Regions from separate parts of the Homo sapiens genome. Here region 2 is linked to region 1. A link is an interaction called in ENCODE POLR2A ChIA-PET data of the cell type or tissue named here. Cell type or tissue: CD4-positive, alpha-beta T cell. All regions are shown on one strand. Links, peaks and the distances in the headings refer to the core of each region. The heading gives the core; the rest is flanking DNA. Region 1 overlaps LOC105378920 (a long non-coding RNA gene). Region 2 overlaps ATP1A1 (ATPase Na+/K+ transporting subunit alpha 1).

The links. Peaks named below come from ENCODE experiments on the same cell type or tissue, not always from the same donor. Only the 100,000 strongest peaks of a DNase experiment are listed, where the experiment ranks them.
Region 2: POLR2A ChIA-PET joins it to region 1 with 35 read pairs; 12 of 35 experiments call an interaction of 5 or more read pairs at or near these places.

The regions. Positions count from the first base shown.
Region 1 is chr1:116,324,963-116,327,778 of GRCh38, reverse strand. The region is part of intron 2 of LOC105378920 (a long non-coding RNA gene); the gene reads left to right. Among named protein-coding and RNA genes, the nearest start is that of ATP1A1, 47 kb to the left of the region's middle. In CD4-positive, alpha-beta T cell, for the core only: no CTCF peak of the experiment used is centred there; a DNase peak (open chromatin) is centred at 1,688; H3K4me3 peaks cover 1,218 bases; H3K27ac peaks cover 2,500 bases.
Region 2 is chr1:116,376,588-116,379,403 of GRCh38, reverse strand. The region is part of intron 1 of ATP1A1 (ATPase Na+/K+ transporting subunit alpha 1); the gene reads right to left. Among named protein-coding and RNA genes, the nearest start is that of ATP1A1, 4.8 kb to the right of the region's middle. RefSeq lists an enhancer at 1,532-1,581. In CD4-positive, alpha-beta T cell, for the core only: no CTCF peak of the experiment used is centred there; DNase peaks (open chromatin) are centred at 1,313 and 1,713; H3K4me3 peaks cover 1,227 bases; H3K27ac peaks cover 2,211 bases.

The DNA of each region.
Region 1 (2,816 bases), core at 233-2,732:
TTTAAAGCCATTCATCTTTTCTCCTGGGTTAGCAAATATTTCACTTTCCAACTTAGGACTATGTGGGGTGTGACTAGGGTTTAGGGTGATTGTCAGGAATTCTTATTTTTTATTAGGGGTCTCTTGCAATTGAAAGTCTTTCATTACCAAAGCTATGCATTCTTTTCTAAAGATAAAATTTCAGGCCAATATGGGACATTTGGGGAGTAAAAATCCTCAAAAGGATGACCTCCTACTGAGTCAACTTACAGAACTGACCCTGCTAATAACCAAGAAGTGACACAGAGTATGTTACAGGATATTTATGGGGTATCCTTAACTACTAACACTGCTGCTGAAAATAATAATAATAATACCTGCCATCTATTGAGCATCATTTTACAGGTAAGGATATTGAAACTTAGAGAAGCAAAGTAGTTTGTCCCAAGTTATAATATGGGGTTATTAACAGGTCTTTGCAGAGAATTCAGGATGATACAAGATGAAAAAAATCTTTTTTTCTTCCACCTACCTCTAACAACATCATACACTCTAAGTATCTTGAAATATCATTTACACTCAGTATTACATCAACATTTTGGTACTTATTAAACCTGCCTCTAAATCTTATTACTTAATGCACCAATAATGAGGTAGAAATATTACTATAGCACAATTTTTATAAGTGTTCTGATAGCTTTTAACATTATTATATCTCAATAAAAATTATCTACTCTGTAATCTTATACACTTTATTTTATGCATTTAAAAGCCTCATACTGGGAAATGGTCCATACGCTTCAATCTCAGTTGCTAAAGGGATTTACAATATTAGAAAAAAAAAAAAAAAAAGGGTAAGATCCCCTATGGGTGGTTGGGCTTGAATTCAAACCCAGCTCTGACTGATCATAATACCCATTTTTTTTTTTTCATGCTACCTGTCTGCTTGGTGTATTTTGGCCCAAGGTTAGCAGTACATTGATGATGCTCTTTGTCAATACTCAGAGCTGTAGCCAACCAGAACTATTCAGGCACAAAGGGAGAGCAGCTGGGAATAGGGAGTGCCTCTCCCGGTTGTAAGTCACACTCTGGGTTAATCCTTCAACTGAATCCAAAATACTTTGGCTTTGAGAATGAACCTGTGTGCCCTGTGACAGAGGAAATTTCAAAATTATTGGCAGCATTAATAATGTTTATTGTGTGCCAATATGTGTTGGTTTCTATCCTGGCACCTTAAGAGAAGCTTAGTAAATATTTATGGGGCAGACACAATGCACAGGCATTGTGATAGGCAGTGTGAAGAAAGAAGGGAAAAGACTGAGTTTCTCTTTCAGACTAAGCAGTCCAACAGGGCAAAAACAAGCAAACTATTTATCAAATTATTTATCAGAAGTTGGGGATGGAGAAGCCCAAGGAAGAGAAGGAACTGGCTAGAGCCACGAAGGGTAGGCAGGGTGGGTGGATTTGGGGGTAGAGGAGGGCCTGGAGCCATACAGGAAAAGGCAGAGTGTTTTTGGCAGAACCATGATTGACTGTGTGACTGTCACACTCTTGGGCAATGGCTTACCAGTCCCTACGCAACCTGGAGCCCCACCACCTCTCCCAGGACAGCTGCTCTTCTTTGAACAGCTCAGGCCTGCTCCTGACTCAGTGCCTTTGCGTTTGATATTCCTTTCCCAGAAACACTCTTCCCTTGATATTTTGGAGGCCCACTTCCTCATCTTGATGTTTTCAAGCAGGTGTTACCTTTGAAGTAAGGCTTTTCTGATCACCCTGTTGAAAGCCACAATCTGTCTCCTCACCCCAGCACTCCACCCATTTCCTGCTTTAGTTCTCTCCAAAATAGTGATTATCACTGACACTGTATCAGTGTTTCTTAAACCTGAGTACTTATCAGAATCACCTAGAGGGCTTATTAAAACAGTCTGCTGAGCCCATCCCCAGATTTCTGATTCAGTAGATCTAGGGTTAGGCCCAAGAATTTGCATTTCTAAAAAGTTCCCAGGTGATTCTGATGCTGCTGGTCTGGGAACTCACTTTGAGAACCAGTGTATTATAAATTTTATGTCTATTGCCTGTCTCTTTCCACTAGAAGGTAAGCTGTTTACAGCAGGGATTTTTTGTGCTTTGTTCACTGTTGTACTTCCAGTGTCGGAATAGAGCCTAGCACATTGAGAATGCTATCTGTTGAGCAGAGAGGCAGATGTGGGATGCTGGTGTGCAGTGTGAGCTAAGTTTAAAAAAGAAAGATCAGACCATATCCTCGCTAAATTATTATAGAAATAATACTATATTATTATGAATATAACATTTATTTTAACAAAAGCAATTACCAATTACTGAATGTTTCTACTGTGTCAGGCCATTTAACAATGAGGTTGGGAGATACTGTATGCTTTGCTTTGCCTCAGACCACACAGTACGTGTAGTAGGTGACTTAGGTCTGCCTGACTCCAAAAAGATGGCCTTAACCACTGTGCTACAAAGCTGTCTAATGATGGACTTTTGAACTTTTTATTTCAAAATAGTTGTAGATTGACAGAAACGTTGCAAAGATGATACAGAAAGTTTTCATATACTCTTCATTCAGCTTCCTCTAATGTTAACAACTTACATAACTATGGTACATTTATCAAAACTAGGAGATCAATGCTGGCACAATACTATTAACTAAACTTCAGATTTTATTCAGATTTTACCTGTTTTTCCACAAGAATGTCCTTCATCTGTTCCTGGATTCAATCCAAGATGCCATTGTCTAGCAATTTTTAGAGACTTACTACTTGAGAAACTTAAATGTGGGCCTCATGAAATCCTGATGATACAAAGATGAGGAA
Region 2 (2,816 bases), core at 153-2,652, 52 kb before region 1:
CATCACTGCAGGAGCAGCAGTTCTCTGCAGAGGAGGTGAGCCTGAGGGGCCACCATGCCTTCATATTCCTTCTCTTGCCCACCCAAATATGCATCCTGGAGAATATAATTTACCAAGGCCAAAGCAGTAGATCCCTTTGTGAGCCCAGTTTAGTATATCCAAACTTGGGCAGCCCAGCAGCCAGCAAGGGTCAAAGAACAGCGACAGTTCTAGCCAGCAGGTTCCCTCAACCCAAAAGAACATGACTTAACCTTCCTCCCCAATCTGCCTGCATGTCAATTCTTAATGAGCCTGACAGCCTACCCTACCTGCAGTAGTGTACATCCATGATCATTCAAAAAATAAAAATTCTAAAAGGTGTAAAGAATCAGTGCACTTTAGATATATTTTTGCTTTTACAGTTATTAAGAACAATCAGACAAAAACTTCAGTTTCTTCAATGGAAAATTCTACCTCTACATTAGGTGCATGGGTTATGAAGGGTTAAAACTTTCTACTTATTCCTTAACTCCCCCTTTCTGCTGACCACCTTACCCTCCTTTTTTTCATTTTACCAGATTGCTCTGGTTAGAGACAACTGATTAATAATCAGCATATGCGTTATGAGAGGACCAGATCAACTCCCAGTAAGTCCTGATCACTCCTCAATTAGTACCCTGAAGCCTAGGCTAGGAAGGAAAATGACTGCCAGGCTGAAGAGGATAAAGGCTGTCCAAGGCCCTAAAGAAATGTCACATGAATTGAAATAATAAAACAAATATGGTGCCATGGAAGCATCATGTGGAAGATAAAAGAAACACACAAGAGGATAACCCCAAAGTGCATTAGGGACCTGCCCCTACATGGTAACAGACTAGAAAGAGCAATCACAGCTCACCGATCTACACAGCAAGGCCCACTGAGTCACAAAATCTTACACTGATTATCAGGCTCCCAAACAATACAAGTCCCAAGGACAAAGCACGAACTATCATGAATCAACTTATCAAATCACTGAGACAGCCAATAGTCATTACTAAATAGGGTTTGAATAAAACTGGAAAGAGATCACGTGCAGATATATTTCATCATAACTCACAAAGGAACTAGTAAGTGAGGTCTAAAACCAGATAAAGAGATTCACTGTAAAGTCACAAAGGAACAAAGGAATGAGGTCTATTGATCAAAAATCCCTTTGCTCAGGATGCAAATAAAAACCAAACCAAAGAGAAAGTGTAGGGTGAAGGGTACTTCTTTCGTAACAGAATCTGCTATCCGAAACACAAAATAAATATGAAGAACTTCTTGTGGATTCCTGACAACAGATTTCAGCACAACTAATGAGGTGAGTCATATGCTAAGAACAGTCTCTCTATGACTCCAGCCAAAGAATACACACTTCCTCTCATACACTCAATTCATAGCAACGTGAGAAAGTTCAGACCTGACTAGGTTCCACATCCCTCCCCCAAAATATATAAATGGAGAGTTTTAAAATGAGTGAGTAGGTTTTACAGTTCTCTCTACTGCACATTATCATGTACTGGACATGTACTTTCAGTGTAATCTAGAATTGGACAGCTCTGGCAGGGATGGGAAACATTTTGCCTGGTGCTTTGCCGTCCAAACCCAGCCACTCTGATTACTGTGAGCCCATCTGATCTGACACTCGGGTTTCTTCTTCTAGCCTGTTGGCTGGCAGAGAGCCCTCGGCAGCTAGAAGAAGTCAGCACAGCACAAATGTTCAGGCTCCCTCTCATCACAGAAGGCCGAAAAGCCCATTTTATTTTGCAAGACTTCAAAAACGTAAAAATGATCATCAACCGCGAACAAAGTCCTTCACCTGAGAAGTGAAAGTAGACAGAAAGATGCTATTAAACAGGAGATTTGCTTGTTGAGCGAAGATAACAGTTGCAATAATGTCAATTGACACCTCTACTTGACTTTCCTATGAAGGGCAATTAACAGTATTTCCCATTATTTTCAAACCTTAATATGTTCTCATGGTGAAAGAAAAACTGCTCTCTAATTTTGCAAGGGCTAATGACTTACTGACGAACAACAAACCCAGTCTGTAAAGATTTGATCTTCTCTTGGCTCTAATTACTGTACCTATGTAAGCCCAATAACAATAGCCACAACTCAGGCTGGCACAGCACTCCTTCCATAAACAGAACATAGATTACTTCACTTGATCCCCAGGATGAGCATTCTATCCAAAAGCCAGATGAGAAACTGAAGCTTCAGGGCTTTTATTTTATTTTACTTTTAAACCTGTTTGTTTTTAAGTGAAGAAACCAATTTTACTTTACCATACAAAATCCTTCAAAGCTATTTTAGTTAAAGCCTTTCTTATTCTTAAGTTTAGATATATTTAAAAGAACATAGCCTGATTTGAATGGAAAGTCACTTATCTGTTCATTTGTTGCTAAAATAATCCGAAAACAATGACTGAGGGTACTGGCATGGAGCATGGATGAGTGCCAAGCCTATTGTGCTATAAGATGTTGAGTTCACTTTTATTTTTGAATGCAATTTAGGAATAACATTCCCAGGAATCTGTATATTTTAAGTGTTAGCCCTCATCTGGGCAAACATCTAACTGAATTTTTAAAGGCATCTTTTTTTTTGTTTTTTTGTTTTGGTTTGTTTTTTGGGCTCTCAGGTTTACCACTCTCTCCCCATCTTCCCAGGTTTAGGAGGCAGGCCTCTCCCTTTCCTACCCTCCCACCCGAAGGTGAGTCACTAGAGTGTTACAAGCTTACTGGCAGGGAACACTACAAATTAACAAACAGTAAGTTACCAAAAGGGGATACACCCTTATAAAAGGGTACAGA